Linked DNA regions of Homo sapiens: region 2 is linked to region 1. A link is an interaction called in ENCODE POLR2A ChIA-PET data of the cell type or tissue named here. Cell type or tissue: Panc1. All regions are shown on one strand. Links, peaks and the distances in the headings refer to the core of each region. The heading gives the core; the rest is flanking DNA.

Region 1 (14,884 bases), core at 4,669-9,668:
GGCCAGCCCCAGGAAATAGGAAGTTTCCAGGCCGTGGACCTCCTGTGCCCCTCAGGGTGGGGGCCATGGAAGAGCTCCTCTTTGTTGCAGGGAGGGGAAGTCTGTACCCCAAAAAGGTCTTCCCATAATCCTGGAGCTGGGAGTGTGCTCGATGCACCAATGGCAAATGGTGTGCAGCAAACGCGCTCCGTTCCTGGCACTCTTACCACTGTCAAGAGAGGGACCCCAGAACTCAGGAGGCAGCCACCAGCAATCAGCAGGAGCTGGCAGGGGAGGCAGACGGGCCTCCGTCTCTCTCCCATTTCTTAAATTGGCAGATGAATGATCTGCAGGGAATGGTCTGTCCTGAGTCGCAAGTCCCAGACCTTGGGAGTCCTTCCAGGGGTGCACACTGCCCCCTAAGGAGCTGGTGCACGAGGTGCAAGCTGGGGCCCTGTGGGGAGGGCTCCAGAGTGAGGTAGGACCTTCATCCCTTCAGCCTCTCCAAATACAGACTGGCAACAGAGAGTTCCTGGCAATGGTAGGCAGAGGCCCTGAGACAGCCAGCCCTGGCTCCAGGTCCGGCAGTGAGGAGGTGAAAGCAGGTCTGGAATTAAGATTTCCTGCCCGTCAGTCAGGTCCGGTCTGCCATGGGGCTTTTTCTTTTCCCTTCAAGAACCCAAAGCCAGCCAGGTACGGTGGCTCATGCCTGTAATCCAGCACTTTGGGAGGCTGAGGTGGGTGGATCACTTGGGGTCAGGAATTTGAGACCAGCCTGGCCAACATGGTGAAACCCTGTCTCTACTAAAAATACAAAAATTAGCCAAGTATGGTGGCACACACTTGTAATCCCAACTTCTCGGGAGGCTGAGGCAGGAGAATCGCTTGAACTCAGGAGGCAGAGATTGCAGTGAGCTGAGATCGAGCCAGTGCAGTCCAGCCTGGGCAACAGAGTGAGACTCCGTCTTAAAAAAAAAAAAAACAAAAAGCAAAAAACACAAAAGAACCAAGTGATCTGCAGGAACTGAAGAGGGAGGGAAGGGCAATCAGATTCTCTGCCCAGCTCGGCCCTAACTCAAAGGTGAGGACAGGCATGACCTGGCCTTATTTCCCATGCTCTGTAACTGGAGGGCTTGTAGCCCACAGGCCGGTGTGTGGCTAACAGGGCCCTTCTTTTTTCCTGCAGTTTGCTCTGTCTCCTGTTGCGTGTGTGCCTCATGTTTGCATGGTGTCTCTGCTTTTAGTTCTTTTCTGTTCTCCTGTTGAGCCCTGCCGAACTCTTCCTGTGTTCCTGGATCCTTCTGGCCCTGTATCTTATTGCGAGACAGTCACCCCCGGGCAGGAGTGGCCTGAGTTGGGCATTTTCAATCAGAGGGACTCTCCACATCAGCCTGTGGTAGGGCCCAGGAACATGTGCTCTTCCACTGAGGCTGCTGCCTGGTCACAGGAGCTGGACCTCTGCAGCCTGTGGACATCTCTCGGGTGTCTGTGTCCTTGGCTCAGGAGGTGTCAAGCAAAATGTCAGCTTATTTGCCAGGCACAGTGGCTCACACCTTTAATCTCAGCACTTTGGGAAGCAGAGGTGGGAGGATCGATCGTTTGAGTCCAGGAGTTAAGAGACCAGCCTAGGCAACATAGGGAGACCCCATCTCTAAGAAATATATATATATATATATATACACATATTTTTGAGACGGAGTTTCACTCTTGTTGCTCAGGCTGGAGCGCAATGGTGCAATCTCGGCTCGCTGCAACCTCCGCCTCCCGGGTTCAAGCGATTCTCCTGCCTCAGCCTCCCGAGTAGCTGGGATTACAGGCGCGCACCACTGCACCACCACACCTGGCTAATTTTTTGTGTTTTTAGTAGAGACAGGGTTTCACCATGGCCAGGCTGGTCATGAACTTCTGACCTCAGGTGATTTGCCCACCTCGGCCTTCCAGAGTGCTGGGATTACAGGTGTGAGCCACTGCGCCCGGCCTCTAAAAAATATATATATATTTTTTTGAGACAGAGTCTCACTCTGTCGCCAGGCTGGAGTGCAGTGGTGTGATCTCGGCTCACTGCAACCTCAGACTCTCTGGTTCAAGCAATTCTTCTGCCTCAGCCTCCCAAGTAGCTGGGATTACAGGCACGTGCCACCACGTCCAGCTAATTTTTATATTTTTAGTAGAGATGGGGTTTCACCATGTTGGCCAGAATGGTCTCGATCTCCTGATCTCATGATCCACCCACCTCGGCCTCCGAAAGTGCTGGGATTACAGGCGTGAGCCACCACGCCCGGCCTCTAAAAAATATTTTTAAAAAATTTAGTCAGCCGGGTGCGGTGGCTCATGCCTGTAATCCTAGCACTTTGGGAGGCCGAGGAGGTTGGATTACCTGAGGTCAGGAGTTCAAGACCAGCCTGGCCAACATGGCAAAACCCCATCTCTACTAAAAATAACAAAAATTAGCTGGGCATGGTGGCAGGTGCCTGTAATTCCAGCGTCTCCGGAGGCTGAGGCAGGAGAATCGCTTGAACCCAGGAGGCAGAGGTTGCAGTGAGCCAAGATCACGCCATTGTGCTCCAGCCTGGGCAACAAGAGTGAAACTCTGTCTGGAAAAAAAAAATTTTTTTTTTAGTCAGACATCCTGGCACATGTCTGTAGTCCCAGCTACTCAGGAGGCTGAGGCAGGAGGGATTGCTTGAGCCTGGGAGGTAAAGGCTACAGTGAGCTGTGATAGCACCACTGCACTGCAGCCTGGGTGAGACCCCATCTCAAAACAAAACAAAACAAGACAAAACCAAACCAAAAACCAACCAAACAAAAAACCCCTCAAACTGTCAGCTCATAAAGGCATGGGGAGGAGATGAGGCTGCAAGATGAGTCTATGAAATCAGGGCTTCCTCAAGCTGGCCTCCCTCTAGGGACCAGGAGGCTTCCAGTGGTGGGAGAGCTGCAGAGGGCGCTGTGGACCACAGGTGGGTGTGATCAGGAGGCCCTGCCTGCAGGTGGACAGGCACTGCAGGAGAAACCGGTTCAGGTCAGCTGAGCTTGAGCTGTCATTCAATGTGAACGTGGAATGAAATTATCATATTCACTGGAAGTTCCAAAAATAATAGAGAGGCTGGTAACCTTTACCCAGTTTCCTCCAATGGGAACATCTTACATAACTATAGTATATTTTCAAAACCAGGAAATTTGTATTGGTACATCCCAGAAATCTTTAGATTTTTTTTTTTTTTTTTTTTTTTTACAACGGAGTCTCGCTCTGTTGCCCAGGCTGGAGTGCAATGGCACAATTTCGGCTCACTGCAACCTCTGCCTCTCGGGTTCAAGCGATTCTCCTGCCTCAGCCTCCCAAGTAGCTGAGATTACAGGTGCCTGCCACCATGTCCGGCTAATTTTTGTATTTTTAGTGGAGACAGGGTTTCACCATGTTGGCCAGGCTGGTCTTGAACTCCTGACCTCAAGGGATCTGCCCTCCTCGGCCTCCCAAAGTGCTGGGATTACAGGCGTGAGCCACCGTGTCTGGCCGAGGAATCTTATTTAGATTTAAATTTTACAAGTGCATGTGTACTTGTTCACCATGGCCAGGCTGGTCATGAACTTCTGACCTCAGGTGATCCGCCTGCCTTGGCCTTCCAGAGTGCTGGGATTACAAGTGTGAGCCACTGTGCCCGGCCTCTAAAAAAGATTTTTAAAAAATGTAGTCGGCTGGGTGTAATATTATGTAATTATCTCACGTAGATCTGTGTAATCACCACCATAATCCTATCATACTATCTCCTCCTTAACCCCTGACAACTACTCATCTGTTCTCTATTTCTACACTTTTATCATTTCATGAGGTATACAAATGGAATCACAGAGCAGGTCACCTTTTGAGATGAGTGTTTTTCTTTCTTTCTTTCTTTTTTTTTTTTTGAGATGGAGTCTCTCTCTGTTGCCCAGGCTGGAGTGCAGTGGCGTTATCTCAGCTCACTGCAAGCACCACACCCGGCCTGAGATGGGTGTTTTTCATGCAGCATAATTCTCCTGAGATCCATTCAGGTCATTTCATTCCATTTTATTGCTGAACAGTATTCCATGGTATGGGTGCACCACAGTTATTTTAACCATTAACTCATGGAAGGACATTTGGATTGTTTCCAGATATTGACCATTATAAAATAAACTGCTAAGAACATTCACGTACATGCTTTTGAGTGGGGATAAGTTTTTGTTTCTCTAGAATAAATGCCCAAGAGTGCAGTGGCTGGGTTGTATAATAATTATATGTTGGCCGGGCATGATGGCTCACGCCTGTAATTCCAGCACTTTGGGAGGGCGAGGAGGGTGGATCACCTGAGGTCAGGAGTTTGAGACCAGCCTGGACAACATGGTGGAACCCTGTCTCTACTAAAAATACCAAAAAAATTATCTGTAATTACCTGTAATCCCAGCTACTCAGGAGGCTGAGGCAGGAGAATTGTTTGAACCCAGGAGTCAGAGGCTGCAGTGAGCCAAGGTGGCGCCATTGCACTCAAGCCTAGGCAACAAAGCGAGACTCCGTCTCAAAATAATAATAATAATTATTATTATATGTCTAGGTTTTTAAGAAACTGCTGAACTGTTTTCCAGAGTGGCGGAACTATTTTATGTTTCCACCAACAAAGTATGAGAGATTTAGTTTCTTTGCCTGCTTGCCAGTATTTGGTATTGTCATTGTTTTAATTTTATTTGTTCAAATAGGTGTGCAGTGATATCTCATTTAGTCATCCAGGTTTTTTTTTTTTTTTTTTTTTTGAGACAGAGTCTCACTCTGTTGCCCAGGCTGCAGTGCAGTGGCACGATCTCAGCTCACTGCAACCTCCGCCTCCTGGGTTCAAGCAATTCTCCTGCTTCAGCCTCCCGAGTAGCTGGGATTACAGGCATGCGCCACCACACCTGGCTAATTTTTTGTATTTTAGTGGATACGGGGTTTCACCATATTGCCCAGGGTGGTCTCGAACTTTTTTTTTTTTTTTTGAGATGGAGTCTCGCTCTTGTTGCCCAGGCTGGAGTGCAGTGGCACGATCTCGGCTCACAGCAACCTCCACCTCCCAGGTTCAAGCGATTCTCCTGCCTCAGCCTCCAGAGTAGCTGGGATTACAGGCATGCATCACCACGCCTGGCTAATTTTTGTATTTTTACTAGAGACAGGGTTTCTCCGTGTTGATCAGGCTGGTCTCAAACTCCTGATCTCAGGTGATCCACCCGTCTAGGCCTCCCACAGTGCTGGGATTACAGGCGTGAGCCACCGCACCCGGCCTTCGAACTCTTGAGCTCAGGCAATCTGCCTGCCTCAGCCTCCCAAAGTGCTAGGATTACAGGCGTGAGTCACCATGCCCGGCTGGTCATTGAGTTTTTAATTTGTAGAATACACACCAAAAAGTTCTTTTGATTCCAGGAGATTGAATTCTCTCATCATTCACCTCTCTGTGGACAGACAAGCTAGACATCTATTTGTATTTAGTAGGTGATAATGACCCCTTGGCAAGTGTTACATCTAGTTACCATCCCGTGTGAGACACTCAAGTGAGTGGGGTATGGGGAGAAGCATGGAAGCAGGACCTTCCTAGGGAGAAGCAAATCACAGCTGTAAGGAGGGTAGAGACCAGAGGTTTTCCAGCCCATCCCCATCCTTCTGAGGTCATTGTCCTGTGTCTTCAGGCAGCAACTCTCAGATATTTGCTGTGTTCTTCATTCGTTACCTTCTAGGCTACAGTTGCCACAGTGTGGTATATGTTTAGGGGTTTTCTTCTGGCCTTGGAGACTTTCAGGAGCATCTGTGGTTTGCTGAGGAGTTAGGTTCACCTTGTTTTGAGCTGTGAAGTGTTGTCCACAAATATCTGGCTGGTTGTACAGGGTTGACTTGCAGTGAGAGGCAGTTATTACCTATGAGAGATGGTCAAGGTCATTTCACAGGGCCCAGAGCGTCAGGGTTGGAAGCAGTTCCTTCTCCAGATTTCCTCCTAGACTCGGGCTTTGGCCGGAGTGAAGGTATTGGTATAGAGTCCACTGCTGGCCTGGCTACCACCGCTCCAGCTAAATGAAAAAGCACTTGGAACAGAAAGGAGTCTTTGATGGGGATGGCAACACATCCTCCAGGGTTTGAAGGAACAGCTGGGATATAAGCTAAGCCCATCACCTCTGCTGGCAGAGATCAGAGCACAGCACTTGTGACCCTGAAGGACAAGTCCTATTTAAACTTTTAGGATCACCGGGCGTGGTGGCCCATGCCTGTAATCCCAGTGCTCTGGGAGGCCGAGGCGGGCAGATCATCTGAGGTCGGGAGTTTGAGACCAGCCTGAACAACATGGAGAGACCCTGTCTCTACTAAAAATACAAAGTTAGCCGGGCGTGGTGGCGCATGCCTGTAATCCCGACAACTCGGGAGGCTGAGGCAGGAGAATCGCTTGAACCCGGGAGGCGGAGGTGGCGGTGATCCGAGATCGCGCCATTGCACTCCAGCCTGGGCAACAAGAGCAAAACTCCGTCTCAAAAAAAAAAAAAAAGAGAGAGAAAAAAAACCTTTTAGGATCAGTGATTCCATAACTTCAGGAAGGGCATAGTTCCTGAGCTCTGATTCTAGCTACTGCCAGAAGCTAGTAGCTCCACTCAAAGTGATAAATTCTTTTTTTTTTTTTGAGAGGGAATCTCGATCTGTCGCCCAGGCTGGAGTGCAGTGGCACGATCTTGGCTCACTGCAACGTCCGCCTCCTGGGTTCAAGCGATTCTTCTGCCTCAGCCTCCTGAATAGCTGGGATTACAGGCGCACGCCATGACACCTGGCTAATTTTTAAATATTTTTTAGTAGAGATGGGGTTTCACCATGTTGGTCAGGCTGGTCTTGAACTCCTGACCTCGTGATCTGCCCTCCTCAGCCTCCCAAAGTGCTGGGATTATAGGCGTGAGCCACCGTGCCCAGTCCAAAGTGACAAATTCTCAAGATATAGCCATGGTGAGTTCACAAAGAGCTTTGAGAGTTCTTTATATATTATAGACACAAGTTCTTGATCAGATATTTGATTTGCAAATATTTTCTTCAGTCTGTGGCTTGTCTTCATTCTTTTTTTTTTTTTTTGAGACAGAGTCTCACTCTATCACCCAGGCTGGAGTGCAGTGGCATGATCTCGGCTCACCGCAACCTCTGCTGCCTGGGTTCAAGCGATTCTCCTGTTTCAGCCTCGTGAGTAGCTGGGATTACAGGTGCCTGCCACAGCGCCTGGCTAATTTTTGTATTTTTAGGAGAAACGGGGTTTCACCATCTTGGCCAGGCTGGTCTTGAACTCCTGACCTCATGATCCACCCACCTTGGCCTCCCAGAGTGCTGGATTACAGGCGTGAGCCACCACGCCTGGCCGTCTTCATTCTCTTAAAAATGTTTTTTTTGAAGAACAGAAGTTCTTTCTCTTTTCCTTTTTTTGATACAGGGTCTCACTCTGTCGTCCAGGCTGCAGTGCAGTGTCACAATCATAGCTTGCTGCAGCCTCCACCTCCCAGGCTCAAGTGATCCTCCCATCTCAGCCTTCCAAGTAGCTGGGACTACACGTGTGCCACCACCATGCCTAAACTTTTTTTTTTTGAGACAGAGTCTCGCTCTGTTGCCCGAGGCGGGCAGATCACCTGAGGTTGGGAGTTTGAGACCAGCCTGAACAACATGGAGAGACCCTGTCTCTACTAAAAATAGAAAAAATTAGCTGGGTGTGGTGGCGGGCAGCTGTAATCCCAACTACTAGGGAGGCTGAGGCAGGAGAATCACTTGAATCCGGGAGGTGGAGCTTGCTGTGAGCTGAGATCGCGCCATTGCACTCCAGCCTGGGCAACAAGAGCGAAACTCCATCTCAAAAAAAGAAAACACTGTCCTTTGTCCACTAAATTGCCTTTGACTTTTGTCAAATATTAATTAATCATATATGTATGGATATATTTGTAGACTTTCTGTTTTGTTCTGTTAATCTGTTTGTCTATCTTTTTTAAAACAAAACAAAACAAAACAGGGTCTTACCTTGTCATGCAGGCTGGAGTGCAATGGTGTGATCTTGGCTCACTGCAGCCTCAAACTCTTGGGCTCAAGTGATACTCCCGCCTCAGCCTCCCAAGTTCCCAGGTAGCTGGGACTACAGGTGCATGCCACCACACCCAGCTAACTTTTATTTTTTGTAGAGATGGAGTCTCACTAGTTGACCAGGCAGGTCTCAAATTCCTGGACTGAAACAATCCTCCCGCCTTAGCCTCCCAAAGTGCTGTGATTACAGGCGTGAGCCACCACATGGCTTATTTCTCTTTTGGGTTTTTTTTTTCTTTTTTTTTTTTTTTTTTTTCAGTCTTACTCTGTCACCCAGGCTGGAGTGCAGTGGCGTGATCTCGGCACATTGCAACCTCTGCCTCCTGAATTTAAGTTATTCTCGTGCCTCAGCCTCCCGAGTAGTTGGGACTACAGGGTGCCCACCACCACACCTGGCTAATTTTTTTTTTGGATTTTTAGTAGAGACGGGGTTTCACCATGTTGGCCAGGCTGGTCTTGAGTGATCCGCCTGCCTCGGCCTTTGTCTAATTTGTGCCAATACCACACTATCTTGATTGCTGTAATTTTATTTATTTACTTATTTTAGAGACCGGGTGTCGCTATGTTGCCCAGACTGGTCTCAAACTCCTGGCCTCAAGTGATCTTCCCACTTCGACCTCCCAAAGTGCTGGGATTACAGGCATGAGCCACCGTGCCCAGCCAATTTCTGTAATTTTATTTTTTTTGAGACTGAGTCTCACTCTGTCACCTAGGCTGGAGTGCAGTGGTGTGATCTTGGCTCACTGCAGCCTCTGCCTCCTGGGTTCCAGCGACTCTCCCACCTCAGCCTCCTGAGTAGCTGGGATTACAGGTGCTTGCCACCATGCCCAACTAATTTTTGCATTTTTATTTTTTTTTAATTTTTATTATTTTTTTTGAGACAAGAGTCTCACTCTGTTGCCAGGCTGGAGTGCAGTGGCATGATCTCAGCTCACTGCAGCCTTCACCTCCCAGGTTCAAGTGATTTTCCTGCCCCAGCCTCCCGAGTAGCTGGGACTACAGGTGTGCGCCACCACGCCCAGCTAATTTTTTGTATTTTTAGTAGAGACAGGGTTTCATCATGTTGGCCAGTATGGTCTCGATCTCTTGACCTCATGATCCGCCTGCCTTGGCCTCCCAAAATGCTGGGATTACAGGCCTGAGCCACTGTGCCTGGCCTAATTTTTGCATTTTTAGTACAGATGGTCTTTCGCCATGTTGGCCAAGCTGGTCTGTTTCTAACTCCTGACCTCAGGTGATCTGCCCACCTCGGCCTCTCAAAATGCCGTGATTACAGGCGTGAGCCACCATGCCCACCCAAATTTCTGTAATTTTTTTTTTTTCCAGACAGAGTTTCACTCTTGTTGCCCAGGCTGGAGTGCAATGGCATGATCTCGGCTCAGTGCAATTTCTGCCTCCTGGATTCAAGCGATTCTCCTGCCTCAGCCTCCCAAGTAGCTGAGATTACAGGTGCCCACCACCATGCCCAGATAATTTTTTTTTTTTTTTTTGAGACGAAGTCTCATTCTTGTCCCCCAGGGTGGAGTGCAACGGCGTGATCTCGGCTCACTGCAACCTCCGCCTCCTGGGTTCAAGTGATTCTCCTGCTTCAGTCTCCCGAGTAGCTGGGATTACAGGCGCCAACCACCATGCCCGGCTAATTTTTGTATTTTTAGTAGAGACGGGGTTTCACCATGTTGGCCAGGCTGGTCTTGAACTCCTGACCTCAGGTGATCCGCCCACCTCGGCCTCCTAAAGTGCTGGGATTACAGGCGTGAGCCACCACGCCTGGCTAATTTCTGTAATTTTATATTAAGTCTTGGTTATATAAGTCACGTAGTTTAACTTTTCCAGTTTTATTATTTTCAACATTGTCTTGACTATTCTAGGTCCTTTGCATTACCACAAGAATTTTGGAATGAGCTTGTTAACTTGTATTAAAAAGCCTACTGGGATTTTGACTGGTATTGCATTGAATAGTTTATTTTGGAAGAATCATCATATTAACAATATTGAGTTTGGTATATCTCAGCTCAATATTGAGATGGTAAATCTCTATCTGGTAATCTCTCAGTAATGCTTTGTAATTTTCAGAGAACAGGTCAACTGCTTTTCAAATTCATTCCTAAGTATTTCATTTTTAAATGATATTGTAAGTGGCTATATATATATATATATGTTTTTTTGTGTGTGTTTTTTTGAGAGAGAGAGAAGGTCTCAGTCTTGTCCCCCAGGCAAGAGTGCAGTGGCATTATCATAGCTCACTGCAGCCTCAAACTCCTGGGCTCAAGCGATCCTCCTACCTCAGCCTCAGCTCAGGAGCTGGGACTACAGATGCCCGCCACCAAACCTGGCCAAATTAAAAAAAAAATTATGATTTTGTTGAGAGACAGAATTATAATTTTTTTCTTTTTCTTTTTCTTTTTGGTAGAGACAAGGGTCTCACTATGTTTCCCAGGCTGAGCTTGAACTCCCAGCCTCAAACAATCCTCCAACAGCAGCCTCCCAAAGTACAGGATTATAGCCATGAGCCACCACATTTGGCTGTATTATGTTTTAAGATTTTCAATTTCCAGTGTTTCATTGACAGTATATAGAAATAATATTGATTTTTGTATTGATCTTACAACTTGCAACATTGCTAAATTACTTTTTTTTTTTTTTGGCAGAGTCTCACTCTGTCGCCCAGGCTGGAGTGCAGTGGCGCAATCTTGGCTCACTGCAAACTCTGCCTCCTAGGTTCAAGCAATTCTCATGCCTTAGCCTCCCTAGTAGCTATTTGGTAATTTTTGTACAGACAGGATTTTGATGCTGGCCAGGCTGGTCTCGAACTCTTGACCTTAAGTGATCCACCAGCCTCTGCCTCTCAAAGTGCTGGGATTACAGGCAGCTGCCATCACGCCCAGATAATTTTTGTATTTTTAGTATAGACAGGGTTGCACCATGTTGACCAGGCTGGTCTTGAACTCCTGACCTCAGGTGATCTGCCCGCCTTGGCCTCCCAAAGTGGTGGGATTACAGGCGTGAGCCACCGCGCCTGGCCTCAGACTTCTTTTAACTGCATGTTTGGATTACTGTACTAGGAGGGTCTTTTACATATATTTATCTTATTTTATTTTTCCCACGGGAAATAGGTGGTGTGGTGGGCAGCTTCTAGCTCCAGTGATTCTCCACCTCCTGATATTGACATCCTTGTGTAGTCCCCTTCCACGCTGTATCCGAGTTGATGTGTGATTCTGTGTGATGGTTCTAAAATGTAATGCATGAATAGGCCAGGCATGGTGGGTGGCTCACACCTGTAATCCCAGCACTTTGGGAGGCTGAGGTGGGAAGATCGCTTGAGGTCAGGAGTTCAAGACCAGCCCGGCCAACACCAACATGGCGAAACCCCATTTCTACTAAAAACACAGAAATGGTCTGGGTGTGGTGGTGTGCGCCTGTAATCCCAGCTACCCAGGAGGCTGAGGTGGGAGAAATGCTTGAACCCAGGAGGTGGAGGTTGCAGTGAACCTAGATGGCACCACTGCATTCCAGCCTGGGCGACAGAGGGAGACCCTGTCTCAAAGTAAATAAATAAATATGTAATGCATGAATAGGAAATTTGAGGGCCAGTAAGGCCAACAGATCAGGAGATGACCACTGGAGAGCTTGTTGCATTTCTCAAAAGGAAGGGGCATGCATACCATGGTGGAGGAGGGTGTTCGTCAAGAGTCAGAGGGGAAAGAGGGGAAGACGGGAGCTGTGCAAGAACCTTTCTTTTTTTCTTTCTTTTTTTTTTTTTTTTTTTGAGATGCAGTCTTGCACTGTCACCCAGGCTGGAGTGCAGTGGCGCGATCTTGGCTCACTGCAACCTCCGCCTCCCGGGTTCAAGCAATTCCCCTGCCTCAGCCTCCCGATTAGCTGGGACTACAGGTGTGAGCCACAACGCCCGGCTAAGTTTTTGTATTTTAGTAGAGACGAGGTTTCACCATGTTGGCCAGTATGGTCTCAGTCTCCTGACCTCGTGATCTGCCCACCTCAGCCTCCCAAAATGCTGGGATTACAGGCATGAGCTACTGCGCTTTGACCTGCAAGAGCCTTTCTTGTGGTTTCTGAGGGAAGGGGTGGGCAGGACAGGATAACAGTTTTAGGACTGCTAGTTTCAGGATTGGTCAATTTCAGGCTCTGGGGCATAGGGGCTGTCCCTTTAGTCTGGTACCGCGCCCTGGGGTGATTAGGGTAGTGACCGGCAGCCTGAAGTGGGAAAGCATGATAAAGGAGATGGTGGGGGGGTGCGCGCTCTGGACTGGTTGGTTTGCATTTGAAAAGCACACTCTCAGGTGAGTTGTTCTCTATCCCTAAGAACTCTTGGAAGAGGTGGTCCCTCCAGTGGGGTCAGCAAGGCTCCAGATGTCAAAGCATCAGAATAAAGAAAATCAAAGACATGGCTAATACAGTGGCCAATAGAATATGAGAGAAGTGTTGATGTATCGCTTCCAAGACTAGGTTATATAGATACAGTGCCGATCAGTGTGCTCTCTCTCTTTCTCTGATCACTTGTTCCAGGGAAAGGCAGCTTCCATGTTGCCAGGAGCTGAGGCCTTTTGCCAACAGCTGTGTGAATGAGCTCTTTCTCATGTGGATCCTCTAACCCCAGTGATGAGGCTACGACCACATGTGTAAGTTATCTATTGCTGCGTACAAGTTAACTCAAAGTTTTCAAATGATTGCAATCTCTTAAGAGACCCTGGGCCAGACACGGTGGCTCATGCCTGTAATCCCAGCACTTTGGGAGGCCGAGGCAGGTGGATCACCTGAGGTCAGGAGTTCGAGACCAGCCTGGCCAATATTGTGAAACCCTGTCTCTACTAAAAATACAAAAAATTAGCTGGCATGGTGGCACACGCCTGTAATCCCAGCTACTCGGGAGGCTGAGGCGGGAGAACCACTTGAACCTGGGAGGCAGAGGTTGCAGTGAGCCAAGTTTGCACCATTGCACTCCAGCCTGAGAAACAAGAGCGAGACTCCGTCTCAAAGAAAGCAAAACAAAACAAAAATAAGACCCTGAGCTGAAACCTCCCAGCTAAACTACTCCCAGGTTCTTGACTTACAGAAACCAGAGATATAATAAATATTTGTTGGTTTAAGCTACTACACTTTGAGGTAACTTTTATGCAGCAATAGATAATACATGTGATACTAGCCTCATTTTATGGATGAAGGCAAAACTCAGAGGGTAAGATGACCAGGTCAAGGTCACGGAATAAACAAGTGACAGAAATGACTTGCCCTCAGAGAGGAGCCTTGCCCATGGTACATTCTCCACAAATATTTGTTGAATTGGCCCATCTTTTTTCTGCTATCATTAACTAAAAATTGAGGCACAATGGTGATTAGTTAAGATCAACATAGCCGGGCGCAGTGGCTCACGCCTGTAATTCCAAGCACTTTGGGAGCCCAAGGTGGGCGGGTCACAAGGTCAGGAGATCGAGACCATCCTGGCCAGCATGGTGGAACCCCATCTCTACTAAAAATACAAAAATTAGCTGGGCATGGTGGTGCGTGCCTCTAGTCCCAGCTACTCAGGAGGCTGAGGCAGGAGAATCGCTTGAACCAGGGAGTCGGAGGTTGCAGTAAGTCGAGATCACGCCACTGTATTCCAGCCTGGAGACAGAGCAAGACTGTCTCAAAAAAAAAAAAACAAAAACCCCCCCCCCCCAAAAAAACCAATGTGAATTAACATGGTAACAGCCTGTATGCCTGTTATTGGGCCAGGGACACTTGTTCTCCATTAGGTGCCTTGCTGACCCAGGGAAAGGCAAAGTCCTGTGTATGTGAACATCTGTCCTCTTTGTTGCCCCAAATCCAAATCTTCTTTCAGGGGAATCCCAGGACAGATAAGAAACAGGACCATTATCAGTCTGGGTCCAATCAGCAAAGAAAAAAAAACACACAATAATTTGAATAGGGAGGAATTTTTTTTTTTTTTTTTTTTTTTGAGACAGTCTCGCTCTTTCACCCAGGCTGGAGTGCAGTGGCGCTATCTTGGCTCATTGCAACCTCTGCCTCCTGGGTTCAAGTGATTCTCCTGCCTCAACCTCTTGAGTAGCTGGGACTACAGATGCATGCCACCACGCCTGGCTAATTTTTGTATTTTTAATAGACACGGGGTTTCTTTCTTTCTTTCTTTTTTGAGAGGGAGTCTCGCTCTTTCGACCAGGCTGGAGTGCAGTGGCGTGATATCGGCTCATTGCAACCTCCTCCTCCCAGGTTCAAGCAATTCTCCCTGCCTCAGCCTCCCGAGTAGCTGGGATTACAGGCGCCCGCCACAACGCCTGGCTAATTTTTGTATTTTTTAGTAGAGATGGGGTTTCGCCATGTTGTACAGGCTGGTCTTAAACTCCTGACCTCAGGTGATCTGCCCGCTTCGGCCTCCCAAAGTGGTGGGATTACAGGCGTGAGCCACCACACCCAGCTAGTTTTAACTTTTTAGTACAAAACAATTTCTGATGACTAATGCAGTGAATGGATTTCAGTTCTGTATCTTTTTGAAACATTTTGAACTTGGATTTAAGTTTTGCAACAAGTCCAGTGTTATCACAGACCATTGCAGGGGCACCATCTGTGGTCACACTTACTAATTTTGACCAGTCAACATTAAACTTTTTGAAACTTTTTTTTCTTTTTCTTTTTTCAAGACAGAGTCTTGCTCTGTCACCCAGTGCAGTGGCGTGATCTCGGCTCACTGCAAGCTCCGCCTCCTGGGTTCATGCCATTCTCCTGCCTCAGCCTCCTGAGTAGCTGAGACTATAGGCGCCCGCCACCACGCCTGGCTAATTTTTTTGTATTTTTTTTTAGTAGAGATGGGGTTTCACC
Region 2 (5,000 bases), core at 1-5,000, 1.7 Mb before region 1:
CCGACTCTGTGATCTTGGGCAAGTCATGGCCCCTCCCTGGGCCTCTCTCTCCATAATTAAAAAAAAAAAAAAAATCAAGGTTTAAAACGATACCATCTACCTTCCAGGGTTGTTTTGAGAATTAAATAAGGTAATATATATGAAAGAACCTAGCCTACTATCTGGCATATAATAAATGTTTACTGAATTTTAACCCTTTTTGATGTGAAAGTGCAATGCAAAAATAAAGTATTATTCCAAAAGTGAGATAAACAGAGAAAATTAATGAAACCTAATTAAGAGTGTCCGTTACCCCCCCAAAATAGAAAGATACAAAGAATGTATGTCTATCTACATGATATACATAATGTATCAATTCCTTGACTTAATAACCAAAACCAAGACCCGAGAATAACACAAACATCATCACTTGCAACTTCACAGCTTTAAGGCTGTCTAAAGGTCAGCAAAACCTAGGCACAGTTTAGGACAGGATTAGAACAGGAGAGCTTAAGGCCGGGCATGGTGGCTCACGCCTGTAATCCCAACACTTTGGGAGGCCGAAGTGGGCGGATCACTGGAGGTGAGGAGTTTGAGACCAGCCTGACCAACATGGTGAAACCCTGTCTCTACTAAAACAATATAAAAATTAGCCAGGTGGTAAAGAGCAGTCAGGTGCACCTGTGAGGAAGTCAGGTGCCGTGACTCAGACTCGAGTAAACACGAAGTATGAGTTCAACCCAGAAAACTGCTCTCTCTTGGGTTTTGCAAACTTGTCAGAAATAAATCACTAACTTTAGAAAGCTTTGGTGCAAGAAAAAAAAAAAAATTAGCCAGGTGGGGTGGCGGACGCCTGTAATCCCAGCTACTAGGGAGGCTGAGGCTGAAGAATCACTTGAACCCGGGAGGCGGAGGTTGCAGTGAGCAGAGATCGCACCATTGCACTCCAGCCTGAGTGACCACAGTGAAACTGTCTCACAAAAGAAAAAAAAAAAAAGAATAGGAGAGCTTAAAATTCAGACTAAACTTTAATTTTTTTAATTTTTTTTTTTGAGACAGAGTCTCTGTCGCCCAGGCTGGAGTGCAGTGGCACGATCTCGGCGTACAGCAACCTCTGCCTCCCGAGTTGAAGCGATTCTCCTGTCTCAGCCTCCTGGGTAGCTGGGATTACAGGCATGTGCCACTATGCCCGGCTATTTTTCTTTTTCTTTTTTTTTTTTTTTTTGAGATGGAGTCTCGCTCTGTCACCCAGACTGGAGTGCAGTGGCGTGATCTGGGCTCACTGCAAGCTCCGCCTCCCGGGTTCACACCATTCTCCTGCCTCAGCCTCCTAAGTAGCTGGGACTACAGGCGCCCACCATCACGCCCGGCTAATTTTTTGTATTTTTAGTAGAGACGGGGTTTCACCGTGTTAGCCAGGATGGTCTCGATCTCCTGACCTTGTGATCCGCCCGCCTCGGCCTTCCAAAGTGCTGGGATTACAGGTGTGAGCCACCGCGCCCGGCCTATGCCCGGCTAATTTTTGTATTTTTAGTAGAGACGGGGTTTCACCATGTTGGTCAGGCTGGTCTTCAACTCCTGACGTCAAGCATTCCACTGGCCTTGGTCTCCCAAAGTGCTGGGATTACAGGCCTAAGTCACTGTACCTAGACAGACTAAACTTTTAAAATCAACTAGACACTTTATTATTTGTTCTAAATGGTCCAAATACCAAACATCATCAATGTGGTAGTCTGACATGTGTGCTACACATACGTTTTTATTTGTTATAGTTTAGGTCTCTGTTTCTTATCTACACTGCAAGACCCAATATCCAGATATCCTCCTCATCCCTACCTGCCAAAGTGTCCTCCATTCTAATTTATTCATTTTTTTAGAGACAGGGTCTTGCTCTGTAGCCCAAGCTGGAGTGCACTGGCACAGTCATAGCTCATCACAGCCTTAAGCCCCTGGGCTCAAATGATACTTCTGCCTCAACCTCCTGGGTAGCTGGGACCACAGGTGAGAGCCACTGCATCCAGACCCTCCTCCACTCTAGTGGCTTAATCCTAGCATTCAAGAAAATTGGTAGCAAAGAAGAGCATATATCCAGGCTTTCAACAATATCAACAAATACTTATTCAGCACTTGCTATGTGTTAGGCCCTATTTGAAGCATCTAGCACACAGCATAAACAAAAACAAAGCCCCAACTCTCAAGAAGCTTATACTCTAGTGGAAAGCTATACACAAAGTACAGTAGTGATTAATGCTCAGCAAAATAAAACAACAGAAAATAATAGGGCTTAAATTTAATCCTCATTCTAGGGGCCCAAAATATAGCTTACTGTGGAAGACTGATGTATAAGAATAAAAAATTAGTTGTCATTATCTGCATTTTTGAATCACCCAAAAATGGTCAAGTTTTTCCTACATTATTAGGAGGGAGGCCGCAACAATGAGACCAGTGCACTCTCTACCAACACAGACTAAAGACTAAATCTCATAAAATAATTAGAAATAAACTAATTCAACAATGTAGACCACATATAATTTTTTCTAGCTAACATTATACTTTCATACTAGAAAAAAAAAAGGCTTAAAATAAATATTCTATTTTATCTAGTCCATTCTCAGTCAGAAAGACCTCAGAGTGGGAACGGGTCCAGGCGCAGTGGCTCACACTTATAATCCCAGGAGCTGGGGAGGCTGGAGAGGCCTCCAGGCAGGAGAGAGGATCACTTAAGCCCAGGAGTTCGAGACCAGCCTGGACAACACAGTGAAAACCTGTCTCTAGAAAGAATTTAAAAATAAGCCAGGTGTGGTGGCATGTATCTGTGGTACCAGCCACTCAGGAGGCTGAGGTAAGAGGATCACTTGGGGAGGCTGATGCTGCAGTGGTAGTGCCATTGCACTCCGGCCTGGGCAACAGAGCAAGACCCCGCCTAAAAAAAAAAAAAAAAAAAAAAAAGGCCGGGTGTGCTGGCTCACAACTGTAATCCCAGCACTTTGGGAAGCCGAGGCAGGCAGATCGCCTGCCTGAGGTCGGGAGTTTGAAACCAGCCTGGCTAACATGGTGAAACCCCGTCTCTACCAAAAATACAAAATTAGCCGGGCATGGTGGTGCATGCCTGTAATCCCAGCTACTCAGAGGCTGAAGCAGGAGAATCGCTTGAACCCAGGAGAGGGAGGTTGCGGTGAGCCCAGATTGCGTCATAGCACTCCAGCCTCGGCAACAAGAGCAAAACTCCATCTCAAAATAAATAAATAAATAAATTAATTAATTTAAAAAAGATAATCTGGTAATCGCTGCTGAATTTGGGGAGGCACTTTCAAAGGTAAACCAAGGAAAGGTGGGACTATTGCCAGAGTTTCAGTGGCCGCAGTTCCTTGTAACAGATAAATGATTTAGCTATTTCATAATTATATGTAAGACAGGTTAACAGGATTGAACATGCGATAATAACATCTTTTAGAAAAGCTCTCAATTTCTTATTTTTTATTTTTTTTTGCTAGGTGAAAGTGCTAAAAACTCTCAATTTCATCAAGATTGACAAGCACACCAGGCATAGTGGCTCACACCTGTACTCCCAGCACTTTGGGAAGCCAAGGTGGATCGCTTGAGTCTGGGAGTTCAAGACCAGACTGAGCAAAAAAAACCAGACCAGCCTGAGCAGCCCGAACAGGGATAGCCTGCCTTTACAGAAAAAATTAAAAATTAGCCAGGCATGGTGGCACATGCATGCCTGTAGTCCCAGCTACATGCTGAGATGGGAGGACCACTTGAGCCAGGCGGTTGAGGCTACAAAGAGGAATGATCACACCACTGCACTCTAGCCTGGGCAACGGAGTGAGACCCTGTCTCCAAAAAGAAAAAGAAATACAGAAATAAATCATTGTTACCTCAGAACAACCCACCCCAGCATCAAAAGGAAGCTTCTATCCCTCCCACTTGAGTACCTTCTCAGGTATACAAACTTGCATCAGAGTTCTGGCTTTGTTCTGGCAATCAATATACAAAAGTACTAATATTTTCATTACCTAAAAAAAATTAAGTCTTACTTAAGAGAAGCCAAACATTGTTTATCCACCCTTGTCATTTCCTAGCTGTTCCACTCCAACACTGCAGAATATTCTGGTTCCAAGTTCCAGAAAGTGTAGCTTATATTCCAAATCTACACATACACACCATCTTCAAAGGTGCATTTCTTTTCCACACGTAATAGGTAAATAATGAAGCTTGGCAAAAAATACTTTTTTTTTTTTTTTTTTTGAAATGGAGTCTCGCTCTGTCGCCCAGGCTGGAGTGCAGTGGTGTGATCTCAGCTCACTGCAACCTCCACCTCCCGAGTTCAAGCAATTCTCCTGTCTGAGCCTCCTGAGTAGCTGGGACTACAGGCGCCTGCCACCACATCCGGCTAATTTTTGTATTTTTAGTAGAGACAGGGTTCCACCTTGTTGGTCAGGCTGGTCTCAAACTGCTGACCTCAGGTGATCCACCCGCCTCAGCCTCCCAAAGTGCTGGGATCACAGGCATAAGCAACCGCACCCGGCCAAAAAACAATCTGTGTGTGAGAAACGGGGGTCTATGTTGCCCAGACTGGTCTCAAACTCCTGGGCTCAAGTGATCCTCCCTCCCTGGCCTCCCGAAGTGCTGGGAATATAGGTGTGAGTCACCATAACTGGCAAAAGACAATTTTTTTAAACTAGTTATTCCATTTTTTTTTTTTTTTTGAGACGGAGTTTTGCTCTTGTTCCCCAGGCTGGAGTGCAACGGCATGATCTCAGCTCAGCACAACCTCTGTCTCGCGGGTTCAAGCGATTCTCCTGCCTCAGCCTCCTGAGTAGCTGGGATTACAGGCATGCGTCACCACGTTCGGCTAATTTTGTATTTTCAGTAAAGACGGGGTTTCTCCATGTTGTGTCAGGCTGGTCTCGATCTCCCGACCTCAGGTGATCCACCCGCCTCAGCCTCCCGAAGTGCTGGGATTACAGGCGTGAGACACTGTGCCTGGCCTTTTTTTTTTTTTTTTTTTTTGAGGT

What was found. Peaks named below come from ENCODE experiments on the same cell type or tissue, not always from the same donor. Only the 100,000 strongest peaks of a DNase experiment are listed, where the experiment ranks them.
Region 2: POLR2A ChIA-PET joins it to region 1 with 5 read pairs; 2 of 35 experiments call an interaction of 5 or more read pairs at or near these places.

The regions. Positions count from the first base shown.
Region 1 is chr11:65,457,078-65,471,961 of GRCh38, reverse strand. It overlaps the pseudogene FAUP4. Among named protein-coding and RNA genes, the nearest start is that of ENEMAL, 13 kb to the left of the region's middle. RefSeq lists a cis regulatory region at 1-13, silencers at 343-422, 12,106-12,165 and enhancers at 123-668, 12,019-12,664. In Panc1, for the core only: no CTCF peak of the experiment used is centred there; no DNase peak of the experiment used is centred there; H3K27ac peaks cover 1,164 bases.
Region 2 is chr11:67,125,938-67,130,937 of GRCh38, reverse strand. The region is part of intron 2 of KDM2A (lysine demethylase 2A); the gene reads right to left. Among named protein-coding and RNA genes, the nearest start is that of KDM2A, 9.2 kb to the right of the region's middle. In Panc1, for the core only: no CTCF peak of the experiment used is centred there; no DNase peak of the experiment used is centred there.